3 separate regions of the Homo sapiens genome follow, and regions 1 and 3 are each linked to region 2. The links are chromatin contacts, found by Hi-C or POLR2A ChIA-PET in ENCODE. All regions are on one chromosome and are shown on one strand. The core of a region is the stretch at or near the end of the contact, and the rest is flanking DNA. Distances in the headings are between cores, read along the strand shown.

Region 1 (4,525 bases), core at 1,388-3,887, 1.1 Mb before region 2:
TGGGGTTTCCCCATGTTGCCTAGGCTGATCTCGAAACTCCTGGGCTCAAGCAATCCACCTGCCCTTAGCCTCCCAAAGTGCTGAGATTACAGGTGTGAGCCACCGAGCCTGGCAGAAGAATGTTTTAAATGACAGGACAGAACCATCCGTCCACCATCAGCTTTCCATTAGCCTCAGCATCTATGGCAGAGCAGGAGGAGAAAGGAAACAGACACTTGCGTAGCCAAAATCACCATCACAGGCACACTCCCTACACCACACTTACTCAAGGGAAACCCCGCCCCCAACATTTACTCCGTTTACTCAAAGCAGTGCGTGAGCAGATGGGGTGGGCCTGGGCCACAGTGAAAGCCAAGCCTGCTCCTGGAGCACAGTCCCCTGCTCTTGGCTGGCCCAGGCCATGGGAATACTGCAACACAAGGCAGCAACCAGCGCTCACAGCAATTCACACTCTCAGGACACCTTTTCTGAGCACCTACTGCGTGGCACAGACTGAAGATCTGAATTGCCGATTATGTGTGCTGTCATTTTAAAAGTGTTTTAAAAACAAGTCCATCAAAATGCTACAATTAAAAGTCAGCTTTAGCTGGGCCTGCAGTCCCAGCTACTTGGGAGGCTGAGGTGGGAGGATCGCTTAAGGCCAGCAGTTCAAGGTTGCAGTGTGCTAGATGGCACCTGTGAAGAGCCTCTGCACTCCAGCCTGGGTGACAGGGTCTCGCTCTGTCACCCAGGCTGGAGTACAGTGGTGCGATCGAGCTCAATGCAGCCTCCAACTCCTGGGCTTGAGATCCTCTGCCTCAGCGCCCCAAGTAGCTAGGACAACAGGTGCAAGCCAACATGCCCAGCGAATTTCTTTTTTTGTAGACACAAGGTCTCCCTGTGTTGCCCAGGCTAGTCTGGAACTCCTGGCCTCAAACGATCCTCTCACCTTGACCTCCCAAAGTGCAGGGATTACAGGTGTGAGCCACCGCACCCCTGCCCCAGGTCAAAAGAAATTTCTTTTCAGTAAGATATAGCAGAAGGTTAGCTTCTAGTTCTAGGGGACCTAATATCAAAACAACCCTGCCTCCCCAACTTTTTATTGAGTCCCACTTAAAAGACTCTTCCTTGTTCCTTGAGTATCTGGCGAATACTTCTCTAACCAGAGGAGAAACAGGACTGACTCAGTGCTCTGGAGCCAGTGACTCACCCACACGGTCAAACACGTGAATGGAGACAGGGGCAGGCGGCCAGCCCCTCCTGCGCCACGGCCTTGGGCCCGGCCGGGCTTGAGGGCTGGATCATGCCTGAAGGACCTAGTGGGTGAAGTCCCCCCGACAGAGCCTGCGCAGCCAAGTCAACACTGAGCCCAAAGGGAGCGCATGGGATTCCAGGGAGCGCTCACCGGATGCCTCCGGAGCTTCCTTCAGCAGAAAATGAATTCCTCCCCAAGGGGCCCCAAACGTCCACAGATTCCAGCGGGAGGAAGCCCTGTCCCTTCTCACCCAAGGCCTTCCAGCTTCAGGGATCAGGCATCCCTTAGACTATCCAGGTGATGGAAACGTAACAGAAAGCCCCAAAGCACCGTTCTGGTGATTTTAAACACACCCCGAAGGAGGGACGGTTCCAAATTTAGAGCCTCACGACTAGCTGCAGCCGCGCCTCGCTGCCTCCACTGACCTGATTGCAAAACCTCCGCTCAGGTGCAGGCCGGGCGGATCCCCAGCTGCTCCGCCACGTCCCACAGCGAGCCCCTCAAAGTCGCGCACCCCAACCGCCTTGACCCCGCGGACCCCATCCCTTTTCCCTGCGCCTGGATCCCTTCCCCTGGAGCCCCAATCCCCTCCCCTCGGACCCTATACCTTTCCTCCGAGCCCCGACCCCTTCCCCTCGAACCCCAATTCCCTTCCCTCGGACCCCATCCCAGTAGCTCTGCGCCTGGACCCCTTCCCGTCAGACCCCAATCTCCTCCCCTCGGACCTCATCCCTTTCCCTCTGCACCCAGACACCTCCCTCTCAGACCCCTCGCCCTTTCCTTGAGACCCCCCACACCCACCTTCCTTGGCCCCTCGAACCCCGGCCCCCTCCGCTCAGACCCCCGAACCCCACAGGCCCAGCCCCTCTCCCTCGGGCCCTAATACCCTCCCCCTCGGAGCCCATCCCCCTCTCCTATTCCCTCGGACCCAAGACCCCTCCCAGCCTGGCCCCTCTCCTGCCCTGGAGCCCCCCGGCGCCCAGGGACCCTCCCCTCAGAGCTGATACCCCAATTTGGCCCCTTTCTAACCTTCCTCCGCGGACCCCAGCCCCAAGCCCTCCGTGCCCCCTTGCCCCCTGCCCGGCCTCCTTGGGCCCAGACCCGTCCTCGTGGCCCTCGCGGACCCCCGGCCCTCGCCCTGCCCCGCCCCAGGCCGGGAAAGCCTCGCCACTCTGCCCCGGCCCCCGAAACCGCAAGCGGAAGAGCGGTGAGACCGCTGCGGCCGCCGCTTCCTTCCCCTTTCGCGGCCAGGCGACGCCACAGGAGGGAAGAAGCAGAGCCCGGCCTGCACCCCGGGCGGACGCCGCGCTCGCTCACCGCCGCCTGGGGTCGGTCCGGCCCGGGTCGGCCCTGGATTCCGCCGCGCCAGCCGCTCCCAGGCACCAGGCTCTACTTCCGGTTCCGAGGGCGGGGGCGGGGCCGCATCCGGGTCCCCGCGCGACCCCGCCCCCTGCCCCGCCTCCTCCCGCGTCTTGGCCCGCAAGAGTCCCGGGGGTCCGCCCGCAGCTGGCTAAGCGCTAGCCCGGCCTGTGGCGAGTCTGCAGAGCTCGCCCGGAAGTAGCGTTGCGCGCGCAGAGGATGGGCGCTGAGCAGCACACAGCCCGCGGCGGGGTCTCAGGATCCGCGGCGCTGCCCGGGGCCGGGGGAAGGAAGCCAGCCGAGGAGACGCACGTGCCCTGAGTCCGGGAGCGGGGAGCCTCTTCATCTCTCCATCCTCCCTCCGCGCGCGCCCTCAGCCGTCCTCGTCCGCTCACCATGCACCTCCCCTCCAAGAAAGGGCCACATGCGTGCCAGGGACGCGAGCCCCGGCCACAGGGACATAGCAGCCTAGAAGGTGAGTCAAGCGTTAAACCACATGGGTACTCACCTGGGAAATGAGATAAATGCCAAGAAGTGAGAGTTTCATAACATCGTATTGGGGAGACGGTAGGACCTGAACCCCTGGGAGACCAGAGGTTTCTTTGGGCGATTCACATGTTAGCCAAGATGTGAAGGCCCTATAAGAGTAAACAAGGTAAGGAGGGAAGAATTTTCCAGGCAGGCCAACAGCAGGTTCCAACAGCAGGGCCAACAGAGGTCCCAAGGCAGGAACGGTCTTGCAGCAGGGGAACTGGAGGAGGCTCAGCTCAGCATGGTAGAGGGCTAGTGGTGCAGCGGAGCTGTGGTGTGAGAGGGGCCAGGTCATGCAGAGGCCGATAGAGCACAGCGAAGACCTCGGTCTTTATTCTGGGAGACACGGGAAGTCCTCGGAGGAAGTTAAGCTGATAAGAGACATCATGAAGTTTGGGCCAGGCGCAGTGGCCCACGCCTGTAATCATAACACTTTGGGAGGCTGACATGGGAGGATCGCCTAAGGCCAGGAGTTCGAGACCAGCCTGGTCAGCATAGTGAGACCCTCGCCCCCGCCCGCCATCGCTAAATAAATAAATAAGACATAATGAAGTTTGAATTGTAATGAGATCACTCTGGCTGCTGTGTGGAAGATGGATGGGAGAAGGGCCAGGTAGAGCCTAATGTAGCCAATTCGGGCAGACCGCTGGTGGCAGGTAAGATGGGGAGAAGTGGATAGATGCAAGAGGCATTTAGAAAGCTAAACTGTCAGATGTGAGGATGAATTGGAAGTGCGGGTGGCGGAAGGAAATGTCAGGTGTTGACCATTTTTTTAAAGGTAAAATCATGACCTTCATACACATATAAAATGAACACGTCAAATATTTTATTTAACTCGATAATGAATACATCATAAGTTGTTACAAATTGTTTAAAGAATTTGGCCAGATGCAGTGCCTCGCGCCTGTAATCCCAACACTTTGGGAGGCCAAGGCAGGAGGATTGCTGGAGGTCAGGAATTTGAGACCAGCCTGGGCAGCATGGCAAGACCCTGTCTCTACCAAAAAAAAAAAATTTTTTTTAAGAAAAAAATTAGCCAGGCATGGTGACGTTTACCTGTGGTCCCAGCTATTCTGGAGGCTGAGGCAAAAGGACCGCTCCGGCACGGGCAACAGAAACCCTGTGTCAAAAAAAAAAAAAACGGAAGACGAATGCTGAAATGAATTTGCAAAAACTGCTCTATCTCTAGTGCAAAGGTCAATTGCATTTAACTGGACACAGCTAATTTGCATTTTCTGTGCACAAGGATTGTTGGCCAGGCTTGTAATACCAGCACTTTGAGCGGCAAGGCCAGAGGATTGCTTGAGCCCAGGAGTTCAAGACCAGCCTGGGCAATATAGACCCCATCTCTGAAAAAAAAAATTTTTTTTTTTACATTGCTGACTGTTTTTTTTTGTTTGT
Region 2 (4,460 bases), core at 1-2,500:
AGACCTATCGGGAGAGCTGGGGTGTATGTGACGCAGATTCTGAGGGCCATGAGCCGAGGGAAGGAGCCAGACGCTGTCCTAAGTGCCAGGGGAAGTTGTTAGAGGTGTTAAGCGTGGCATGACGTGGCTGGATTTAGGGTCTGAGATGAACTTTCCTGCTCCTGAATGGACTCTGAGGAGAAGGAAGATACTACCATCCGTAATCCACCCCGGGAAGGCACTGACCTCCTTGACCATGGGGAGGATGAGAGGCCGCCGCTCTGTGCCTGGGTCCCCATGGCCTCTAGGGTCCCTTCACGTTTTCACCTCATGATCCTGGAAGCTGGGACCTGCCCAAATCCACCGGGTGGCCCCAGCCTCCCCATCTCTGGGGCAGGGGGTGGGCAGCCTTCTCCTCCTGGTTTATAGCCACAGATGACTCCAGGCACAGTGGTCCTCAACCGCCTCTAGGGACCATGGGGACGGCTGCCCTCTGTGTGTGACGGTGGCTGGGCAGAAGCCAGCTGGGCTGTCGTGGGTAGGGCCTGGAGGCCTCTGGCTGTATGGTGGTCTAGCTTTGGCACCACCTTGGGGGGCTCCGGGTAGGAGGTGTCCACCAGAGGGGACCTGGGCAGCTCAGCAGAGGCTTGGTCACTCCCGAGCCGTCTGTGGGTCCCACTGGTCTGTACCCTCAACCCCACTGACCTGCACTGGTCATGCCCAGCTCTCACAGGATGATGGCCCCAGCCTTGTAATGAGTCACCTGCTGCCCTCCTGCCCCTCCAGCTGGTCCCCCACCCAGCAGCCACAGGGCTTTCCTTAAAACATAAGAAAGACCCTGCTTCTTACCTGCTCAGATCCCACCAAGAACCGGCCACCTCACTCCAGATAAACTCCAGACTCTTCACTGAGCCCAAAGGCAACGAGCAGAAGTGTCCAGAAATCACACAGAGCTCAGCAGGTGGTGAGGCACCTGGACCCGAGTCACCCAGCAGCTGAACAGGCCATCCCTGAGGCCATGCACGCCCCGGCCCTGCAGGTGTGACGGCCGAGGCTTCCACGACGGGGGGTGAGTGGGAGCTAATATGGCTGGTGAAAGCACTGGGTTCAGTGGGGATGGCATCTCCCGCCCTCTGTCCAAGGTGGGGAAAAAGTCAGCTTCAGGTGAGGGAGACCCTGGACGCCTGGCTTTGGGCTGATTCCCCACTCACTTGGCCTCTCCCAAGCATACTTTCCTGCTTTGTAGGGATGTGGGTTCGCGGGACAGTAACAGGAGAATCAAGGCAAGAACTCAGAGGGGGATAGCCAAGGTAGGCGGAGCTGCCTGGTGGGTGGGACTAACCCAGGTGGGTGGGGCTGCTTGTGAGTGGGGCTAGCCCAGGTGGGTGGGGCTGCCTGGTGGGCAGGGCTTTCTTCCCCGTCAACATTTCCCTCTCTCGGTTAAGGCCAGGGCAGAGCCCACACATGGGTGTGCCCAACCTTAAGGCCTGCCCTGGGTGAGTTAAGACTCCCCAGCTCACCTAGGTCCTACCTGAGGGGAACCTACACGGCCAACCTCCTCAAGGATCCTGAAGCCACCCAGAAGACAGTGGGGCTAGGGTGCCATTCATTCATTCATTTATTCATTCACCTATTCATTTATTTACTCGCTTCACCACCCTTTCCTGGGTAATATTAAGAATAACAGTGGGCCTAGGAATATAGAACATTCTTAGGGGTTTCTTGCAGGCCAGGCACCCTAAGAAAAAGTTATGTAACCCACGTGGCCTCGCTGTGAGGGGGACGACTGCTGTCCTCACTTAATAGATGAGGAGCTGAGCCATGGAGGCCTCACAGCTGGGCAGCTGGGGGTGGACCCCATAGACTGGAGGGGGATGGGCAGGGGCAAGGAGTTCTGCTGGCCCCAGGCCTCTTGTACACATCTTGGGAAGTACTAAAAATGAGTACTTGCTCAAGTCCCTCTCTTCATTGAGCACAGGGAGCTCTTGGCCCTTCCCTCCTCCTCCCTTTACCCTCACCGCCCAATTCCACACGGGTGTACTGAGCACTTGCTAAGGGCCAAGACCAGCACTAGGTGGAGCACACAGTAGGAACCCAAGGCAGCCCTCCCTGCCCAGCTCTCCAGGACACTGTCGTCAATGCCAGCGGGAAGCATAGAGAGGCCAGGGAAAGACGGGCAGTCAGGAGGAAGGAGCCAGCGGAGGGGAGAGAGGGCCGGCAGCTCAGTGCACCTGGACCGTGGTGGATGCTGGACTATGACCAGAGACAGGGCTGCAGCCCAGAGCTAGCCCCAGACCCACAGGGCCTCAGGGGGCTTCACAGGCTTTGTCAGGGGTTTGGACTTTCTCCCGAGGGCTGGGGACCCTGCAAGTTGCAGAAACTGGGCTATATTTGGCATTTTAGAAGCCTCCCCCAGCTGTAGTGGAGGGGAATTGGAGGGAGTGGGAGAGGAGGTTCCCATTCTCACTCAGGTGGGAGATGGTGGTGGGATGGAGGGTGACCCTGATTGATAGGACTCAGGGACAAATTAAAGGTGAGGGCCAGGGAGAGGGTTATCCAGACAGCTCCCAGGAAGATGGCAGTGGGATGGAGGGTGACCCTGATGGGACTCAGGGACAAATTAAAGGTGAGGGCCAGGGAGAGGGTTATCCAGACAGCTCCCAGGAAGATGGTGACACCAGTGAGGTGGGGAGATAGGATGGCATTTGGTTCCCACTGAGCTGGAGATGCCTGTACAAAGCTTCTAAGATACCCAAGGCAGAATCTGCAGCTCCTGCAAAGACAAGAGCTCTGCTCTGCCTCCAGGGAATCAGGGGAGGTCTCCCCAGTGCCCTACTGGGACCTCCAGAGACCCTATGCGAGCCTCCCCCAACCCAACCACCAGCCCATCAGCGCCACCTACCGGCTGCTCAGGGCAGGCACTCAGCAACTTGCTGAGGGCAGATCCTGATGTGTCCCCGTTTTACAGATGAGGAAACTGAGGCCAGGAGACAAGATGACGCCTGTTTGAGGTTACGTAGAGGTGGAGGTGGCATAAGACCTCAGTTCTTCCTGGCAGATCCTCTCCAAAGAGCCCCGTCTGAGAGCAGATGGAAGGAGGTGGTGTCAGGAGATACCTTATCTTACTTTTGTCTGCTGTCAGCATTCCAACAACCCTAGATTATTTTGGCACCCCGCAGTGTCACTCAGTCTCACCATAGCCTCACTCTAATTATCAAAGCTCATCTTTTGGGCTGATATCTGCTTCTGGGACTCCCAGTAGCCCACCTGGGTCCTGCTGGGGAGGACTGTAGAAATCTGACTGCCCCAGGTTGATTTTCTCCCTCTGTCTTCAACATTCAGATTGCCAGCCCACCTGTTAAATCATGATGAGTTGGTGATGGTGATGGTGATGGTGATGATAGTGATGATGGTGATAATGATGGCGTTGATGATGGTGATGATAATGGTGATGATGGTGGTGATGGTGATGGTGATGATGGTAAGGATGATAATGGTGATGATGATGGTGGTGATGATGGTGATGACGGTGATGGTGATGATGGTGGTGATAATGATGGTGATGACGGTGATGGTGATGAAAGTGGTGATGATGGTGGTGATGATGGTGAGGATGATAATGGTGATGATGGTGGTGGTGGTGATAGTGATGATGATGATGGTGAACATGGTGAGGATGATAATGGTGATGATGGTGGTGGTGATGATGGTGATGATGGTGGTTATGATGATGGTGATCATGATGGTGAAGATGATAATGATGATGATGGTGGTGGTAATGATGGTGATGATGGTGGTCTGATGATAATGTTGGTGATGATGGTGATGATGGTGGTGATGATGATGGTGATGGTGATGATGGTGGTGATAATGATGGTGATGGTGATGGTGATGATGGTGATGATGGTAATGATGATGATGGTGATGATGGTAATGGTGATGACGGTAATGATGATGATGCTGGTGATGATGATGATGATGGTGGTGATGATGATAATGGTGAGGATAACTTGTACTGAACATGCACCACATGTCAGTAGTTTTCCCACACTATTTCATTTAATCCTCATGACAACTTTATGGCTAGGACTACTGTTATCCCCATTTTACAGAGGAGGAAACTAAAGTGTACAGTGGCTCAGTCACATAGCAAGTTAGCAGTGGAACCTAGGGGCACCCAGGCAGTTGCACCAAGACCTGCTCCTAACATTACCCTATACTGCTTTTGGCTCAGCCTACAGAGCTGTCTTTGTGACCCCTTCTCTGACACTCCTCCTCTGAGCCAAAGGGCAGCTCCTCCCATCATCCATATCAGTCTGACTGCTCTTTCGCAGTAAGACACAATGAGGAAGCCAAAGACTCTAAAGGGAGGGGCACAGGGATGCCAGTTTCCCTCAGAGCACTGCCAAGGAGGGACCACAGCTCCAATGGCGTGGGCATATGATGTTCCACCTGCCACAACTCCATGCCCAACTCTCCTG
Region 3 (4,569 bases), core at 645-3,144, 1.0 Mb after region 2:
TATGTTTGTAATTTCAGCCCCAGCAGTAAAAATTGTCCCTATGTTGCCAAAGAGGAAATGAAAACAGAGTCACAGTCATTGATTTTTTTTTTTTTTTTTTTTTTTTTTTTTAGAAGGAGTCTCGCTCTGTCGCCCAGGCTGGAGTGCAGTGGTGAGATCTCGGCTCACTGAAGCCTCCCCCTCCCAAGTTCAAGCAATTTTCCTGTCTCAGACTCCCGAGTAGCTGGGAATACAGGCACACGCCACCACGCCTGGCTAATTTTTATATTTTTAGTAGAGACGGGTTTCACCATATCGGTCAGGCTGGTCTCAAACTCCTGACCTCAGGTGATCCGCCCGCCTTGGCCTCCCAAAATGTTGGGATTACAGGCGTGAGCCACCGCGCCCAGCCCAGTCATTGATTTTTGAAAAGGGCAGGCAAAGAACTAAAATCTGCCTGCCGATTGTATATTTTCACTTCTGGAGTGAGCCTCAATACTGTACTTCATGTTAGATCCGAACTAGTTGGAAAAATTAAAGCAAATACATAGTGAAAGGATCTGATCTTCACATGATCCAACCGGCGTTGGGTCTCAGCAAACCCAACTTTGCAGGTTAAATTCCACACATGAACTGTGGTTGAACTGGGGATGGTGGTGGTGACATCAAATCGCATTTCAGGTGCTCCCAGAGCTCGGAGTGGATGGTAGATCCTGTCTTTGCCCAATCTCAGCTTTCTGTGTCTCTTAGCTTCCTAGCCGAAGACCCCAAGGCAGGTTATAAAACTGGAAATAAAGTCTTGGTTTGCTCCTGTGAAATCATCCTTCGCAGACAGGTTTTGGTTTGGACCGGGGGATGCCTGAGGGTCTTATACAGACTGGGATTCAGTCACAGAACTACTAACTTGCAAAGCCTATTTCTTTCTTTCTTTTTTTTTTTTGGAGACAGAGTCTCGCTCTGTCGCCCAGGCTGGAGTGCAGTGGCACGATCTCTGCTCACTTCAACCTCCACCTCCCAGGTTCAAGCAATTCTCCTGCCTCAGCCTCCCGAGTAGCTGGGACTACAGGCGCACGCCACCACGCCCGGCTAATTTTTTGTATTTTAGTAGACACAGGGTTTCACCATGTTGCCCAGGCTGGTCTCGAACTCCTGAGCTCAGATAATCCGCCCGTCTCGGCCTCCCAAAGTGCTAGGATTACAGGCAAGAGCCACCGCGCCTGGCCTGCAAAGCCTATTTCTAACCAAAGTCAAGTCCCACACACTTGCCTCTAAATTGCGTTTTGCTCCTTTGTTATCCCAGGTTTTACAATTACAGAGCACTTGATGAGCCTGTTTCCACGTCTGTAAAATGAGGCGAAGTTCTTCACTGTGCTATTGCAGAATTAAGCCACTGGCTCTATAGGCAAAGTGCTTAGCACGGGCGTGGCACGCTGCGGGTGCACAGAAACGCTCGCTGCCACCCCACCCTTAACTACCGGGCACCCCAGCGCCCCGCCAGGGGCTGAAGAAACGTGGGAGGAAGCGGAGGAACGCGAAGGGCGTGTGCCCGCGAAAGGTCTCACGAGGCGTTTCGAGGTCGCCTCTTCAGGCTCGGCTGCCGACAAGGTGCCTCTGAGCTCACCCAGCCCAACCCGCGCACCCCGGGACCCCAAGACGGCAGCGGGCACAGCTGGGCAGCAGAGACCCGGGAACACCCACTTCCGCCACAGACCTGCTCAAAATAGCTCCTTCTGGCAGCGCGCAAGAAGTGGCCCGAGCCGGCCCCGGGGAGGCGGGGCCTGAGAGCAGACAACCCCCCCACTTCCGGCTCGCCTCCGTTCGCCACAGGCCCCGCCGCAGCCGCTCTTCGCCCCGGCCAGCAGGCCCGCCCCGCCCTCCGTGACGTCATTTCCGGCGTTTGGGCGGGGCCCGGGCAGGGCGCGCTGCCCGGAGCTGCCTGGGTTGCGCTGCCGGCCACGTCCCCGCGCCGGGCCTCAGGCTCCTTCCTACTGTCCGAGGGCCACCAGGCCGCCGGGGGCCTGCTGCGCCCGGGTAAGGGGCTCGCACTGCCGTCCGGGTAGCTGCTGTCAGGGCTCCCTGACTGGCTTGGGACTGAGAGACAGAGGTTGGGGGGCAGGAGGAGGGTTGGATGGGGGCACGAGGGGCAGTGGGAGAGTGAGTGGGGCTGAGAGAGGCAGGAGGAACGGGACAGGAGGAGCGGCGGATGGGGCACGCACAGAGTGCAAGACGCTGAGCAATGCAGGTACTGAAGAAGTCAACTGGGGGCCGAGCATGGCTGGGGGCCCAAGAGACAGGAGGAGGGAGGAGGGCCGAAGGGGGCCCAGACTGGAGAAGAGGCCGGCTTGTCCCATTGTGGGAGCAGAATGGGGACACTCTGGAAGGGGGCCGAATTTGTCCTGGGGTCTTTCCCGGGCAAGCCCAGGACGGGACTGGACCCCAAGAAGTGTCGCTCTTACTTGAGTGACACAGACCTATCCCCCAGACCCTCTCTCTACCTGGGTGGAGGTTGTGCATTGCCCCAGATTCCCTCCCCTGCCCATCTGTCTCCCTGCCTGCTTCCCCCGTGCGAGTCACTTAGTAGCCCCCGTGTGGCTGCTTAGCATGTTGACTTAATCGTTAGGCTGATAGGAGGAATCGGCCTCCACACGCATGGTTTGCCACCAGAAATAATCATCGTGCTTAGAAATCTGACTGTAATAACTTGCAGCTATCCCTCGCCCCAGGAAAATCTCTAACATTTCGATAAAATCAGCTAGGAAAATCTTTAAAATACAGATGTTTCCATTTATACAGTGGATCTGCCTAATGGACAAAGGAATGTCAGAGCTACCCACGTTCTTAGCAAAAACTAGGCCCTAGTATTTAGCTGTGTTACCAAAACTTCCAGAAACCTGGAAGCAAGCAAGGTAGTTAATGTAATATAATAAATGTCCAATGTTCTAGGTTCCCGTCTGCCACAGAGTCACATCCTTTGGACTACAGGACAATGTCTATATACACAAAGCCATAAGTCTGTGTTCCTTGGGCTTCTGCTACCAAAGTTCAGCCAGGTGACGTGTCAGGATTAGGTACCTGCAGTTTGCCCTGTATTTGTGTTTGCAGTTCCTACTCCTTGGTATCTGTAGCTTGCCTAACTTGGTGTGGGGGCCTGGCCATGTTGCGGCTGAGTGAGTCTTAATAGCCTGATAGAATGTGGGGGTAACAGCTGTAGTCCTTTACCAAGCTTCAGGATTGGTCTTTGGAACCTCTCTATGCCAGAAAAAAAGAATTAAGTTATTTCTTTCCCTTTTTTTTTTTTTTTAAGAGATGGGGTCTCACTATGTTGCCCAGGCTGAACTCAAACTTCTGGGCTTGTAATCCTCCCACCTCAGCCTCCTGAGTGTCTGGGATTACAGGCATGCAGCACCACGCCTGGAGTCCAGTTTTGTGTAACTTGCATAAAGTGCGCCACATATAACAAGCCAAGGTTCGGAACACAAGAATTCAGACAAGATGCCTTGGGAGGCATCTCGAGGTCATGAACCAGAAAAGGATAGGGAGGTTGACACCCAGGGGCATAGTTGGGGGTGCCTTTGTCATGGAGTGTCACATGGCTCAAGGGAGTATCCTGTTGCACCTTCCTTGCAGATCCTATGGGGAGCTGACCCCTGAAGAAGGGAGCTCCCAGTGCCAGCCTAACCTTCCGTCTTTCCATCTGCCCTGGTCTCCAACTTAATACAAACTTAATTCTCTCTCGCTCATTCCCCTCCTGCCCCTGGGGTCTCTTTTTTCCCATCTATTATGGTCTGAGACCCTGATCTACCCAGTCTCCCTGTACCACATAATAATGAGAATAACTGGTGGGGTCCCGAGACCCACATCCTAATTTTGGCTTGAAGCCTTTGCAGGGGAAACTGTTATTTTAAATGTTGTTAATGGTTTGTCCATCATGAGTCAACTTACATAGATGACCACAGGTTCCCGCATGGGATCTTGACATTTAGAATATTCTGTTGGAAAGTGGAGGCAGGACCATAGCAGAGGGATGAAGTCATAGGACAATGAAGGCCTGTTCTCGACTACACAGTGGCCAATTCCTGTTTCTGTGGGAGTGACCACCAGCCCCACCGGCTGGGAGGGAGTAAGTGGTGATGGTATCCAGCAGAAGTTTCCTGAGAAACCCGTGGAGTGTCCTGATATAGCCTTGTGGACCTGCTCCGTGTGTGTGCCCTCACCTTTGTGTGTGTGATTTTGCATGTGTATGTGTGTGCCTGTGTGAGTGCACATGTGTGGTGGCATGTGTGCATGTGCAGATGGACATATGTGCAGCTGTGCGCACACAAGCGTGTGTGACTAAGTGCATGTATGTGTGGCTGTGTGTGCACACGTGGGCATCTGTGTTGGGAGCAGGCCCATGGTGGTCCTTGATATCACCACCTACTGATAACCTTCCCATGATAAGAGGTGACGAGCTGTTTCTGTAATCTCCTGAGTACGCGTTAAATATTCATCAATGAGAGAAGCATTTGTGCCGGTTGACATCTTTGCATTATGGCTTTGCTCCTGGATTCCTCCGAAGTTTTGGTTGGCTCCTAGGAAAATGTCTCTCCT

Evidence for each region. Hi-C counts contacts between places; a loop is a spot of excess contacts on that map. ChIA-PET counts read pairs that join two places held with the same protein, here RNA polymerase II (POLR2A). Pooled maps may share reads with other maps.
Region 1: a loop to region 2 is called in a map of HepG2, with 18 times the contacts of the local background. The contact joins the promoter of CTTN here to the promoter of MYEOV in region 2. A Hi-C loop is called at or near these places in 1 of 168 maps with a recorded cell type or tissue (HepG2), 4 of 37 single-sample maps with no recorded cell type and 5 of 50 pooled maps.
Region 3: a map with no recorded cell type shows a loop between it and region 2 (14-fold over the local background). The contact joins the promoter of C11orf24 here to the promoter of MYEOV in region 2. A Hi-C loop is called at or near these places in 5 of 37 single-sample maps with no recorded cell type and 7 of 50 pooled maps. POLR2A ChIA-PET finds 5 or more read pairs at or near these places in 1 of 52 experiments (H1).

The regions. Positions count from the first base shown.
Region 1 is chr11:70,396,641-70,401,165 of GRCh38, reverse strand. CTTN (cortactin) reads right to left here and starts at 2,637. Exons shown (of 18, transcript NM_005231.4): 1 at 2,552-2,637. CTTN-DT (CTTN divergent transcript) reads left to right here and starts at 2,704. Exons shown (of 3, transcript NR_186321.1): 1 at 2,704-3,068. RefSeq lists enhancers at 129-423, 3,272-3,341 and silencers at 1,711-1,780, 2,362-2,871, 2,972-3,021, 4,119-4,307.
Region 2 is chr11:69,290,945-69,295,404 of GRCh38, reverse strand. It overlaps MYEOV (myeloma overexpressed), which reads right to left and starts at 1,250. Exons shown (of 3, transcript NM_001293291.2): 1 at 829-1,250; 2 at 1-172. The coding sequence starts at 50. RefSeq lists an enhancer at 2,128-2,679.
Region 3 is chr11:68,269,298-68,273,866 of GRCh38, reverse strand. It overlaps C11orf24 (chromosome 11 open reading frame 24), which reads left to right and starts at 1,894. Exons shown (of 4, transcript NM_022338.4): 1 at 1,894-2,010. LOC105369363 (a long non-coding RNA gene) reads right to left here and starts at 1,765. Exons shown (of 3, transcript XR_950248.3): 1 at 1,691-1,765. RefSeq lists an enhancer at 931-1,785 and a silencer at 1,697-2,096.